Linked DNA regions of Homo sapiens: regions 1 and 2 are each linked to region 3. A link is a contact called in ENCODE Hi-C or POLR2A ChIA-PET data. All regions are on one chromosome and are shown on one strand. Each heading gives the region's core, a stretch centred on a gene start or an enhancer-like site at or near the end of the contact. The rest is flanking DNA. Distances are from core to core; before and after follow the strand shown. Region 1 holds the start of GTF2H4 (general transcription factor IIH subunit 4). Region 2 holds the start of GNL1 (G protein nucleolar 1 (putative)). Region 3 holds the start of HCG20 (HLA complex group 20).

Region 1 (4,751 bases), core at 1-2,500, 140 kb before region 3:
CTTAGCCAAGGATGGGAGCTCCCTGTACAGGAACAGAGGTCAAAGGTTAGTATCAGAAGCTGCATTGTATCTGCATCTCTGCCCTCAATTACCTCTCAAACATCTCATCTCACTCCAGCACAACTTTACCAGTCCTGCTGTTTTGGCCTCCACACTTTAGAGCAATTTCCAACCCTTGCCCCCAGTCCCCACCCCGACTCCAGGCTGCTACACTTTTACCTATGATATTTTATTCCACTCCGCAGACCCCATTACATTTCCCTGCCATGAAGGGGCTTCTCACCTGAAGACAGCCAGACATGTGGCAGGGTGCCCATACAATCGGTCCAATACCCCAGGGCTCAGGCCCCCTAAGAATTCCTGCAGATTCCTGCATTGTAGGTGTACTCGGTTCAGTCCCCTTGAAGGGGTGCTCTCCATCACCTGAGGAATGCAAACGTCAGAAGTGCAACCTCACCATCCATGCCAGTGTCACCCCTGACCTTTCTAACTGATTCCAGATCCATCAGTCCCCACAATAACCCCACCTTTTCTGTGGTCTCCTTTCCCATGTCACTCATCTCCTCTGGTTTCTCCCAAACCTGACCAATCTCCCTCCCTTTCTTGCCTCCTCACCCTATTTCTGCCCTTCAACTCCAGTCTTCCCTCAATTACCAAGTGACAGAATTGTTAACTGTCCAGTGTTTGCAAGATCATTTTGTATTTCAATGACTTGTCTCATCTTTGGCTAAACAGGGACAAAGAAAATTGAGCCCACACCTCTCTCTTCCATCCCATCCTGGTCAGACCAGTCTACAAGCTCCAAATCTGCCCGTCCTTCCTATCTTCTATCTCTTAGCCCACTTCTGCTAAGTACGGCGGTAACCTCTCCCCTCCATGCTTCCCAAATCTAAAGCCACCTCTTTTCCCTTCCCAAGTCTACTTCACGTCATTCACCCTGACCCACGCCTTCCGATCTCCTAGCTTCTCCCTGCCTTCCTCTCACTCTTCGCCTCCCACTCACCTCTCTCTCTCTCATACCTCTGCCACTCCCGCCCTCCTAGGTCCCCTCACCACTCTGTCGATCCTCCTCGCGCACCCCGAGTCTCGGGCCGTCGCTTAATCGGAGCCAAAGTCTCGCATTGGCTCCTGGAGATTGAGGGAAAGATGGTGAAAAAATGCGAGGAAAAGATGGGGAAAGCAAAGAAAGATTTCACAGGCAAGAGCCCAGAATGGAGAATTCAGAAGAGAAGGGAGGTAAGGGGAGGAGTGGAAAAGTGAAGAGGATGAGAATAGACGCTGCACTCTCCGGGCGCGGGGGATGCTGGGAATTGGAGTCTTGCCTTTGCTCTCCTTAGAGCCGGCTGAAGCGCGTCTGACTACAAATCCCGAAAGGCACCGTGGGGAAGCCGAAAGGAGAGGAGCTGGCTTTTAATTGAGCGAGGGGAGACACCAGAAGCTGGACCAGTTGGTTCCGCGAAGGCAGAACCAACTCCGCCCACGCTGCTAACGGCGCGTGTAACCGGCTGGAGCGGGAGGCGGGTCCGGGAAAGTAGAAGTGCCTGGAGGGCTTCCTTGCGGAGGCGCGCTCTGGCGACTTGGTGGTGAGCCGAGTGAGCACAATTACTCCCCATAAAATTGGGATAATACACACTCCAGGCCGGGCGCGGTGACTCACGCCTGTAATCCTAGCACTTTGGGAGGCCGAGGCGGCGAATCACCCGAGGTCAGGAGTTCGAGACCATCCTGGCCAACATGGTGAAACCCCCGTCTTTACTAAAAATACAAAAATTAGCCGGGCGTGGTGGTGGGCACCTGTAATCCCAGCTACTCTGGAGGCTGAGGCAGGTGAATCGCTTGAACCCTGGAGGCGGAGTTGCAGTGAGCCAGGACCATGCCATTACACGCCAGCCTGGGCGACAAGAGTGAAACTCCGTCTCAAAAAAAAAGAAAAGGAAAGAAAAGAAAGAAAGCGTACACACTCTGGGCGGTTTCCACGAGTTAACGATTAACACGATCCAGTGCACCTTACTTGACCCTAAGTACTCAGTAAATCTTAATTTCTGCCTCCACCACTCCTCAAACCGTTTACTTAGAAGACCCAGATAAATACAGTTTTTAAGACACCAACTATTTGCTCTGATTTGATTTATGAACCTACTACAAAAGTGGAGGTCTTCACCCAAACCCAGAACTACACGTTTCCCCAAATTCCTATATGCAAATTTTGTTATTCCCACCTTATAGACTGGAAGACTGGAGCCCGGCAAGATTAAGAAATTTGCCTGCAGCCTGGCGAGGTGGCTCAGAGCTGTGACCCCCAGCTACTTGGGAGGCTGAGGCAGGAGGATCGCTTGAGACTAGGAGTTTGAGGCTACAGTGAGCTATGATCGCACCAGCCTGGGTGACAGAGGGAGACCCCCATTTCTCTCTCTCTTTTTTTTTTTTTTTTGAAACGGAGTCTCTCACTCTGTCACCCAGGCTGGAGTGCAGTTGCATGATCTCAGCTCACGGCAACCTCAGCCTCCCGGGTTCAAGCGATTCTCTTACCTCAGCCTCCCAAGTAGCTGGGACTACAGGTGTGTGCCACCACGCCCGGCTAATTCTGGTATTTTTAGTAGAGATAGGGTTTCAACATGTTGGCCAGGCTAGTCTCAAACTCCTGACCTCAGGTGACCCACCTGCCTCAGCTTCCCAAAGTGTTGGGATTACAGGCATGAGCCACTGAGCCCAACCTGAGATGCCCATCTCTAAAAAAAAAAAAATTAAAAAAAAAATCCCTACAATCAGACAGGAAGTGCCCAAGCTGGGATTTGAAGCACATTTGCAAGCAACCAGGGATCAAAATGGTAATGACTATGCAAGACTTTTTATACTTTGTAGCCCACCCATGTTTTCTGTTGTCCCTGTCTTTTTAGCAATTAATGTTTTAAAATCTTCAAAGAAAAGCTAAAAATTGACAGAGCTTCTTTATGGCAAACTTTAGGTAAGGTTGAAAGACAATTTACAATCTAGGAAGAAATGGTTGATGAAATAAACAAAATACAAAAAGCTGTTACAAAGCAATAAGAAAAAGAAACATAATAGAAAGATTGGGACAGACCACTGCTTACTAGTTAGCCCTGCTCAGCAAGGAGCAGCTTAAAAAAAAAAAAAGAAGAAGAAAAGAAAAAGAAAAGAAAGAGGCCTGGCGGGGTGGCTCAGGCCTGTAATCCCAACACTTTGGGAGGCCAAAGAAGGTGGATCATTTTAGCTCAGGAGTTCCAGACCAGCCTGGGCATTATACAGAAACTCTATCGCTACAAAAACAAAACAAAACAAAAATTAGCTAGGTGTAGTGGTGTGCTCTCCTGCGGTCCCAGCTGCTCAAGAGGCTGAGGTAGAAGGATCACTTGGGCCCAGGAGATTGAGGCTGCAGTGAGCAATGATAGCACCACTGCACTCCAGCCTGAGCAACAGTGTGAGACCCTGTCCCAAAAGGAGAGGGGAAGAGAGGAGAGGACAGGGGAGAACTGGAGAGGGGAGAATTGGGGAGGGGAGAGGAAGGGAGGGTTAGGGAGGGGGAAAGAAGGAAAGAGAAAGAAAGATTGGCCAAAGCAAAAAGAAAGTTAAACAGAATATCAGAAATGTTTCAAAAATCAAAAAATTGGCTGGGCACGGTGGCTCACGCCTGTAATCCCGACACTTTGGGAGGCCGAGGTGGGTGGATCACCCGAGATCAGGAGTTCGAGACCAGCCTGGCCAACATGGTGAAACCCGTCTCTCCTAAAAATACAAAAATTAGCCGGGCGTGGTGGCAGGCGCCTATAAGCCCAGCTACTCGGGAGGCTGAGGCAGGAGAATCGCTTGAACCCGGGAGGTGGAGTTTGTAGTGAGCTGAGATCGTACCATTGCACTCCAGCCTGGGGGACAAGAGCGAGACTTTGTCTCAAAAAAAAAAAAAAAAAATTCAAAAAATTAGCCAGGCCTGGTTCTGTGGTCCCAGCTACTCAGGAGGCTGAGGCAGGAGGATTGTTTGGACCCAGGAGGTCAAGGCTACACTGAGCTGTGATCATGCCACTGCACTCCAGCCTGAGCTATACAGTGAGACCCTGTCTCAAAAAAAAAAAAAAAAAAAAAAAAGAAAAGAAAAGAAAAGAAAAGAGAAAAAGAAATTAGCTCGGTATGCACACACCTGAAGTCCTAGCTACTCAGGAGGCTGAGGTAGGAAGATCGGTTGAGTCCAGCAGTTCAAGGCTGTAGTGAGCTACAGTTACACCACTGCACTCCAGCCTGGCCGCAGAATTAGACTGTCTCTTAAAAATAAATATATAGGCCAGGCGCCATGGCTCACACCTGTAATGCCAGCACTTTGGGAGGTCAAGGTGGGTGGATCACCTGAGGTCAGGAGTTCCAGACTAGCCTGGTCAACATTTTAGTAGAAACCTTGTCTCTACTAAAAACACAAAAATTAGCTGGCATGGTGACGGGCGCCTGTAATCCCAGCTACTTGGGAGGCTGAGGCAGGAGAATCACTTGAACCCGGGAGGCAGAGGTTGCAGTGAGCTGAGACCACACCATTGCACTCCAGCCTGGGCAAGAGTGAAACTCCATCTCAAAATAAATAAATAAATAAAAATAAAAATAAATAAATCGGCCGGAGGCAGTGGCTCACACCTATAATCTCAACACTTTGGGAGGCCGAGGCGGGTGGATCACTTGAGGTCAGAAGTTCGAGACTAGCCTGAGCGGGTGAAACCCCGTCTCTACTGAAAATACAAAAATTAGCCAGA
Region 2 (4,922 bases), core at 648-3,147, 210 kb after region 3:
AAGTGACATTTTTACAACATTGAGTTTTTAAATCAGCAAATATACAACTTCTCTCCATTCATTTAGGGATGGAATCCCTGATCTTTTATTTTTAAGTCCTTCCTGGGTTTTATCCCCTCCCTTGCTGTCTTCTCTACGACCTAATACAAGGATCAGGGCCCCTTCCTCCTCACCTGACTTAGGGTCGCCAGGTTTTCCATTGGCCATGGGGGGAGGGCCCAGAAGGCTGGGTGGTCCTAAGAGCAGACATGAAAATATGGTCATCAGAATGGATTAAAGGACTGATGATTCTGTTCTTAGGTGTTTTTCTTGTATTACTTATTTCTTAATTCAACCAGTAAAGTCAGGTATATTTTCAGCAGTCTTGGGAGTTCTCACCCCATCTATCTGCCCTTTTTTCTGCAAAGCTGTTTCAGGGTTTGCAAAAAGTAGATATTCAATCAAAGGGGATAATGCAGGAAAAGATACTGACAACTTTTTTTCTTCACCGTACCGTCGCTATCCAAAACAACCTAAGTGTCTCCAGACATGAACCAATCCCTCACCTTAACTGCTGGCCAGAGGACTAGTTTAGAGAAAGCTGCACCTGTACCTTTTCAGTCAAAGTCTGGATACAAACTGTCATCCCAGTCATCGCAATCTGCAACATCTCTACTACCCCTTTCCCCTACTGTTCTGCGGCTGCGCAAAAGAGCTCTTTATTCTCTCCACCCCCGCCTTCTCCAGAAAGGTCTGGGGCCGTATTGAGGTTGATGGTTCCAGTAAGAGAACTCCTGGTTCAAGGCTCCATTTGGGAGAGCCCCACTTCCATCCCTCCCCAGCGCGTGCGCCCTTCCTCCTTCCGTTACAGCCCCCTCCTTCGCACCTTATTAGCCCCTAGCCCCTTGCCCGGACGGGCTTGACAGGCATGTGCACATCCCTCCCAGACCCCTCACCGATGGGACTCCCATCCTCCTCATCTCCAGTCTCTTCCCGCTCGGGCAGCGGGGGCTGCTGCTGTGTCGGTGGCTGGTGATGATTCTGCTTCTTTCGTTTCGGCATCGTGTCTGCGGCAATGGCTGCAGCGGGATTTGGAGGGTAGTGAGGAAGGGGCACGCGGGGATTCTGTTTCCGCTTCCGGGGGGTCGGTGGGCAGCAATGCTGAGGCTCCCGCCATTCCACTTCCGGAAGGTTGCGGAGAACATCTGCGGCGGCCGCATTCCGGAGCCAACTGCCTCCCTCCGTCTCTGCCAGGCATGGCGGCAACCTCACACCTTCCCTTTGCTGCGTTTCTATAAATGCTTTGAAAAAATTACTCTTTTCTTCCCTCGCTGGAAAACACCACAACCAGCTCCTCAGAGTGTGTCACAGAGTCAACAGGCTCTCGGGCCAGAGGGCCTGAGAAGAGGACTGTCGCACCGTAAGATCGCCACATCCGGTCCTCGGTTACTATGGTAACAGCTGCAGGCACAACTTCGTGCCCTTTGACCTCCCCCCAAAAGTCCTTGTCCCGCTTGGGTTTCCCTTCTCGCCCGCTTTTGCACTTATGATCTGTAAACCTGCTCCTTATCATCGTTCCCACAAGGAATTTGGGTCCCAACAGGTCGGCACCCAGGACTCTCAGACCGCCGCCCTCCCCTAAAGACCTCTGACCGTGCCCCCGGTGTAGTCCAGCAACCTGGACGCAGTCTCGGCTTTCCACTAAGGTCAAGCCCGGGGCTTTGTAGTATAGCCTCAGCGTGTCCACGCCCCCTCTCCCCTAGGTAGTAGGCCCCGCCCTCCGCTCCGCCGCCCCCTCCAGGTGAGTGGTAGGTTCTCCCGGGAGCGCAAGGTAGTGATGACACGCGCCCCCCCTCCTCCGAACGCGAGTTGGTAGCGTCCGTGACGGAGTTAGCCTGGTCCTCCCACGCGCGCCTCCTTCCTCGCCGCCGGGGCGCCCTCTCGGTGCCACTGGCTCTCACGTGCCAGTAGCCCACCCCGCATCATCCTCTCGCCTCGCTCCTGGAGGGAAGTGACTATATCTCCCCCGTCCGCCTTCCATCGCCGCCGCGGCGGTAATTCTGTCGGGCCCGCCCGCTGACGTCACCTGCTAGCCCCGCCTCCTCTAGGGTCCCGGGCCCCTGCGGCGGGGGCTGCCCCGGGGGGCAGTCAGTTGAGGCGGCGGGAGCTCGGCGGAGGGCGGGCCAGGTGACTGGTCCGGGCCATGCCGAGGAAGAAGCCATTCAGCGTGAAGCAGAAGAAGAAGCAGTTGCAGGACAAACGGGAGCGGAAGAGAGGTCAGTGCGGGAGCGGGAGGAGGGGGCGGGGCTCGGGCTTCCGCACATCTGGAAGGAGGGGTGTGCCCGCTGCACCTCTGGGGATCGTGGGAGGGGGTCGTGGGACCGCGTCAACCCTCGCGGCCTATCGCGGAGGGGATCCCCCACCCCCCCTACATCTGGAAGGGGTGGGGAAGGATGGAGAGTTGGGGGAGGGGAATCCCTCCAGCTAGCACGGGGCGCCGTCCCCACTGCTCCCTGAAGGAGTGACTCCCCCCACGCACATCCGGGAGGGTCCCAAATAGGGTGTCTGGGAGGACTGAACATCGGAAGAAGTTGAGTGGGATGAAAGGGAGTCAGGCCGATGGGGGAGAGGGTCTTATGGCCCCTGAGAGCTGGCCAGCACTGGCGTCACCGGCCCCTCCCCGCAGGGCTTCAAGATGGGCTGCGCTCCAGTTCCAACAGCCGCAGCGGGAGCCGGGAGCGGCGAGAGGAACAGACCGACACCTCGGACGGGGAGTCTGTGACCCATCATATCCGCAGGCTTAACCAGCAGCCTTCTCAGGGGCTGGGTCCACGAGGCTACGACCCAAATCGGTGAGGGTGGGAGGGGGCGCTGGTCCCGGCTTTCCCGCCTACCCGGAAGTCAGAGCTTTGGGGGAAAGCGGGCTGCTACTGGTGAAGACGGTGGGCCTGGGATGCCACAGTTCTCCGCTAGCCACTCGGCTCCCCACAGCGGGCCACAGTCTTCCTTTCCAGAGGGGCTGGAGAGAGTTGGGCTTTTAGAAGGAGAAGGCTGAGTATTGCCTGAAAGAAGGACTTGGGGGAAGTCTGACTTGAGAGAGGAGACTTGAACGACTCTGGAGAGAATGGTTTGCGAAGTTGATTGTACAAGAGGGGAGAAAATAGGAGTTTGTGGCCACAGGATTGCTCTGGATGTCTCGGTCCCTGTTCCCTTAGATACCGACTGCATTTTGAGAGAGACAGCAGGGAGGAGGTAGAGAGGAGAAAGAGAGCAGCCCGGGAGCAAGTTCTACAGCCGGTCAGTGCTGAGTTGTTGGAGCTGGACATCCGGGAGGTGTATCAGCCTGGCTCAGGTGAGTGAGAGCAAGACAGGCATTGGGCTGGGGAAGGAGTTTGGAAAGGTAAAAGCCGACTGTGAGGAAGGAGGGGTCTGGGATGTACTCTTGAATCCTGAAGATTTCCTCACACTTGGACTTTTTCCTGAATTCCCAGTTCTGGACTTTCCTCGACGTCCTCCTTGGAGCTATGAGATGTCCAAGGAGCAACTAATGAGCCAAGAGGAACGGAGCTTCCAAGACTATCTTGGGAAGATTCATGGGGCTTACTCCTCTGAGAAACTCAGCTACTTTGAGCACAATCTGGAGGTGACAGTGTACTCTAGGGACAGGAGTGGGGCATAGTGACCTATGGTCAAATTGGTTTGGGATCAGGCTGGAGAGGGACTCTGTTTTCAGTTTCTCTTCCTGATCCTGTCTTTTTAGACATGGAGGCAGCTGTGGCGGGTGTTAGAGATGTCTGACATCGTCCTGCTTATCACTGATATCCGACATCCAGTGAGTACTAGGGATAAGGGTGGGCAAGGAGGAGGGAGAAAGGTTTTTCAGGGGCAAAGGTCAGAGGCAAGAGTTGGGAGACAGAGAGGTATCTATCTTCCTGTCTTTCTAATCTCTACCTAGTGCTGATGTCCGCAGTTAGGAACTCAGTTTTTTATTCTCTTATAGCCTGTCATTCCTCCCTTGGCCAGCTCACTCTTCTCTTCAAAACAGCCATGTCCTGTCCTTTAGCTCATCACAGACCAATAGAAAATCCAAGTGTTGGAGCTCCAGGGATTCTATGAATGCAGCTGGGGACTTCCTCCTGCCCAGCCCAAAGATGCCCTTTCTTCCTTATCTCATTTCTCTAGCACTGCCACATCAGTTGCTACAGAACCCACCTGGAATGCTAGAGTAGTAGTTAAGGCTGTAGACTGCTGCTGGACTGCCCTGTGTGAATCCTAGCTCTGCAACTTCACTCTTGTCCTCCAGTGGGAGAAAGGGAGGTCTGTGAGGACCATTTAGGTTGGAGGTCCTTAATAATATGTACACACACATACTCACACGTACATCATGTGCACATCAATATACACAGGCATGTTTGCACACATGTTCACAGTCACATTAACACACAAACATGCACACATGTGCACGTACTTGCATGCATGCATATATGCACGTGTACACACTTACATAGTTGTGCACACACAAAAAAGCAGACTAATTTCTACCCTAACCCCCATCCCTGTTTCCGATCCCAGCCTTTACCTCAGTGTGCTAAGTGATGCTGTTTCCTTGTCTTGTTTTGGGTTCATTTCCATCTCTAATCATGACCTATAGGAAGCCCTCTGAGACTCAGAAGTATTACTAACCCCTGTTTTGTCTTTGTTTTTCAGTTTGTCTGGTTTATAGTTTTTAGCCCAGAGTCTGCTACCACCAGGGCCTTGTCTCTGAGCTACACCTGCTGAGTGGGGAGCTGGAGGCAGAGAACTCTGGGTTGACTTTCACTGCTCCATCCTCTTATCAACTCTGTCCTAGGTTGTGAATTTCCCGCCAGCACTTTATGAGTATGTGACTGGAGAACTTGGACTGGCCCTGGTGCTGGTTTTGAACAAGGTGGATCTGGCCCCGC
Region 3 (4,473 bases), core at 927-3,426:
CAGGGCACAGAGATGAGGAGCAACTTCATCCCAGTCTTCTACCCAGCCCCAAAGCTGAATTCCGCAACAGGACCTGGTCCTGACCCTGCTCCCATGAAGAGATGCAAAATCACACTAAATCTTCATGTTAAATCATCATATGTATCAAATGCCAACCAGTCAGTAAGCAGCCGAGGGCACGCTGTCCACAGCCCTACAGCTAGGCCTGTGCTGCTACCAGGGTGCAGAGGCAGGGGCCTTGAAGAAACAGCCCCAGCCCCTAGGAATGCTATTTGCTGTTGGAGACAACAAGTTCTTAATAAAAGCCACATCAACCCAGAAGACCTGAGTCATCTGAGAGAGACCATTTGCGCCTCTAAGCCTCAGTTTCTTCAATTGTGAAATGGTAATGACAGCTAGTTTAGAATTAAATGATGCCGTGTATGAAAAATAGATGAGAGACTTAGAAGGATCCCGTCCTTCCACAGATACTTATTCCTGGGCCAATGCTCAGGATATAAAGATAAAGTAAACAAACGTAACAGGCCTGATCCCTGCCCTCAAGAGGTTCCTCAAGTTGCTGTTATTGTTGACCCAATGACAGCTAAATAAATGAAGGCCACTCATAAAAAGCAAATGGAGGCTCCGATAGAGTGTGGCCGATGGTATTTTCCAAAGTTGGGTGCCCCTTTCCACTTGCTCTCCTTGTCCCATGACTGACACTCCAGGTAGGGGCCATGTTCCCTCTCTTTGAATGGGAGCGGGGCTGTGACTACTCTGACCAATAGGGTAGGAGGGAGGTGATGCAGATCAAAAAAAGATGAGGTTATAAAAAGAATGCAGCTGGGCACAGTGGCTCACACCTGTAATCCCAATACTTTAGGAGGCTGAGATGGACAGATTGCTTGAGCCCAGGAGTTGGAGACCAGCCTGGGCAACATAGTGAGACCCTGTCTCTACAAAATAATGATAATAATAATACAAAAATCAGCCAGGCATGTTGGCAGTAGCCCCAGCTACCAGGGAGACTGAGGCAGGAGGATCACTTAAGCCTGGGTAGTCAAGGCTGCAGTGAACCATGACTGCACCACTGCACTCCAGCCTGGGCAACAAGAGTGAAACTCCGCCTCAAAAAAAAAAAAAGCAGTTCATGCCTGGTTCCCTCACAGCAACCCAGCCACTATGCAAGAGAAACTCTAACTAGACCACAGGTAGAAACCCTGAGGTCCCTGAGCTAACTGCCAGCATCCACTGCAAAGTGTCTGCAGACGATTTCAGTCCCCCAGCTTTCGAGTCTTCCAGCTGCAGCCCCAGATAACATGGAGCAGAGACAAGCCATCCCCACTGCGGTGTGTCCAAATTCCTGGCCCACAGAATCCGTGAACGTAATAAAGGGTTGTCTCATGCCACAAAATTTTGAGGCAATTTGTTGGACAACAAAAAATAACCAGAACACAGAGGACAAGCCAGAATGAGCAGCACATAAGTCGAAGGAGAAAGTACCCTAGAGGTGTTAAGAGTTAGTCAGAATGGAAGGACATTAACTGTGGAAAGCATTACTAGACCTCACGTCACCATATGGTTTTGTACTCTGTCCTGCTGTGAAACTCTTCCTTCAAAGGCCACCAGCAACCCCCAAAGTGACAAATATACAAATTCCCTCTTGTTTAAACTATCATCTAGGCCTGCGCCATGGCTCACACCTATAATCCCAAAACTTTGGGAGGCTGAGGCAGCAGGATCATTTGAGCCCAGGAATTTGAGACCAGCCTGGGCAACACAGTGAGACCCCCAGTCTCTAAAAAAATGTTTAAAAAATTGGCTGGGAGTGGTGACATACACCTGTAGTATCAGCTACTCAAGAAGCTGAGGTGAGACGATCTCTTGAGCCTGGGAGGTCAAGGCTGCAGAGAGCTATGATCATGCCACTATACTCCAGCCAGGGTTACAGAGCAAGACCCTCTCTCCAAACAAACAAACAAACAAACAAACAAAAAAACCCTCACAAACAAACAAACAAAAAACCCTATCATCTGTGCGCCGAAGTCCCCCACTCCAATAGCTACATACCTAGTCCTATCTTTTCACCTGAACTCCTGTCTTGTAGCTCCAATTTCCCGCAGTCACATGCCAGTTCCTTATTTCTTTGCCACCTCAAATCCAACACAACCAAAATGGATTCACTATCATGGACACTGTTTGGGCTCAGGTCCTTTTCACCAGTGAGTCCACTCACTTTCCAGCTTTTGGGAATATCAGCTGATAACCACACACAATTGTCCCCTTTTCTGGAGAATTGCCCTGGGCCAAACAGGAGCCAAGCCCTCCTCCCTTGCACACACTCTGGACAGACTCCCAGTGGCTGCCTGACCTTAAAGCAGATCTACAAAACGCCAGCCCCCATGCCTCCAAGTGCAATTGACTGGTGCAATTTGCTGCCCTGAGCTTCCCCATGAGCTCAGGCTGAAGCTCACATCCTTGCTTAGCCTTTTTCCCTTCCCTATCCTGTTTTCTTCAGTCTTTCTCCTGAGAGCCTCCCGCAGTGTATCTCTTGAACAAAAGTCCCCACCCCAGGTTCTGCTTCAAGGTAGCCCAATCTAAAACACCTGCTGCCGAGTGCAGTGGCTCACACCTGCAATCCCAGCACTTTGGGAGGCCAAGGTGGGCAGATTGCTTTGAGCTCATGAGTTCAAGACCAGCCTGGAGACAGGCTGGACACAGCAAAATCTTGCCTCTTCAAAAGATACAAAAAAAAAATTAGCCTAGCTTTGTGGCATGCGCCTGTAGTCCCAGCTACTTGGGAGGCTGAGACAGGAGGATCGATCGCTTGAGCCCAGGAGGCAGAGGTTGCAGAAAGCTGAGATTGCACCACTGCACTTCAGCCTGAGTGACAGAGGAAGACCCTGTCTCGAAATAAAATAATAATAATAATAGGCCGGGTGCCGTGGCTCATGCCTGTAATTCCAGCACTTTGGGAGGCCAAGGTGGGCGGATCACTTGAGGTCAGGAGTTGGAGATCAGCCTGGCCAACATGGTGAAACCCCGTCTCTAGTAAAAATAAAGAAATTAGCTGGCCATGGTGGCACATACCTGTTACCCCAGCTACTCGGGAGGCTGAGGCAGGAGAATCACTTGAATCTGGGAGGCAGAGGTTGCAGTGAGCTGAGATTGCACCATTGCACTCCAGTCTGGGCAACAAGAGCAAAACTCCATCTCAAAAAAATAATAATAATAAATAAAACACCAACCAAGCCAAGTTTACTTTGTTTACCCTGTTGCTATGAGACCTGTCTCTCATCACCCCAGCCTACAACTCCCTTTCAGACCAGCCATCAGTTTGAATACATTTTCTAGCAAATGCCTCTCATTCTTCCTCCTCATTCCCATTGTCCCCATGTAATCACTGTTCAGGAAGTCAGGGACCCCAAACGGAGGGACCAGCTGAAGCCATGGCAGAAGAATGTGGATTGTGAAGATTTCATGGACATTTATTAGTTCCCCAAATTAATACTTTTATAATTTCTTATGCCTGTCTTTACTGCAATCTCTAAACATAAATTGTGAAGATTTCATGGACACTTATCACTTCCCCAGTCAATACCCTTGTGATTTCCTATGACTGTCTTTACTTTAATCTCTTAATCCTGTCATCTCGTAAGCCAAGGAGGATGTATGTCGCCTCAGGACCCTGTGATAATTGCATTAACTGCACAAATTGTAGAGCATATGTGTTTGAACAATATGAAATCTGGGCACCTTGAAAAAAGAGCAGGATAACAGCAATGTTTAGGGAACAAGAGAGATAACCTTAAACTCTGACCGCCGGTGAGCTGGGCGGAACAGAGCCATATTTCTCTTCTTTCAAAAGCAAATGGGAGAAATATTGCTGAATTCTTTTTCTCAGCAAGGAACATCCCTGGGAAAGAGAATACACGCCTGGGGGTGGGTCTCTGAACTGGCCCCCCTGGGCGTGGCCATCTTCTATGGTCGAGGCTGTAGGGGTGAAATAGACCCCAGTGTCCCATAGCGCTCCCAGGCTTATTAGGAAGAGGAAATTCCTGCCTAATAAATTTTGGTCAGACCAGTTTCTCTCAAAACCCTGTCTCCTGATAAAATGTTATCAATGACAATTGTGCCAGAAACTTCATTAGCAATTTTAATCTCGCCCCGGTCCTGTGGTCCTGTGATCCCGCCCTGCCTCCATTTGCCTTTCGATATTCTATTACCTTGTGAAGTACTTGATGTCTGTGACCCACACCTATTCACACACTCCCTCCCCTTTTGAAAATCCCTAATAAAAACTTGCTGGTTTTGCGGCTTGCGGGGCATCACGGAACCTACCAACATGTGATGTCTCCCCCGGATGCCCAGCTTTAAAATTTCTCTCTTTTGTACTCTGTCCCTTTATTTCTCAAACTGGCCGATGCTTAGGAAAATAGAAAAGAACCTACGTGACTAATGGGGCAGGTTCCCCGATAATCACCTCACACCTGG

Evidence for each region. Hi-C counts contacts between places; a loop is a spot of excess contacts on that map. ChIA-PET counts read pairs that join two places held with the same protein, here RNA polymerase II (POLR2A). Pooled maps may share reads with other maps.
Region 1: a pooled map shows a loop between it and region 3 (3-fold over the local background). The contact joins the promoter of GTF2H4 here to the promoter of HCG20 in region 3. A Hi-C loop is called at or near these places in 7 of 50 pooled maps. POLR2A ChIA-PET finds 5 or more read pairs at or near these places in 12 of 52 experiments (AG04449, AG04450, Caco-2 and 9 more).
Region 2: a loop to region 3 is called in a pooled map, with 4 times the contacts of the local background. The contact joins the promoter of GNL1 here to the promoter of HCG20 in region 3. A Hi-C loop is called at or near these places in 6 of 50 pooled maps. POLR2A ChIA-PET finds 5 or more read pairs at or near these places in 2 of 52 experiments (H1 and activated CD8-positive, alpha-beta T cell).

Annotation. Positions count from the first base shown.
Region 1 is chr6:30,904,706-30,909,456 of GRCh38, reverse strand. GTF2H4 (general transcription factor IIH subunit 4) reads right to left here and starts at 1,250. Exons shown (of 14, transcript NM_001517.5): 1 at 1,054-1,250; 2 at 284-423; 3 at 1-22. The coding sequence starts at 420.
Region 2 is chr6:30,553,464-30,558,385 of GRCh38, reverse strand. It overlaps GNL1 (G protein nucleolar 1 (putative)), which reads left to right and starts at 1,897. Exons shown (of 12, transcript NM_005275.5): 1 at 1,897-2,255; 2 at 2,666-2,831; 3 at 3,195-3,331; 4 at 3,471-3,622; 5 at 3,740-3,811; 6 at 4,829-4,922. The coding sequence starts at 2,183. PRR3 (proline rich 3) reads right to left here and starts at 1,091. Exons shown (of 4, transcript NM_025263.4): 1 at 936-1,091; 2 at 174-236. The coding sequence starts at 1,041. RefSeq lists enhancers at 924-1,488, 1,489-2,053, 2,054-2,619.
Region 3 is chr6:30,764,528-30,769,000 of GRCh38, reverse strand. It overlaps HCG20 (HLA complex group 20), which reads right to left and starts at 2,176. Exons shown (of 4, transcript NR_138037.1): 1 at 2,050-2,176. RefSeq lists an enhancer at 4,446-4,473.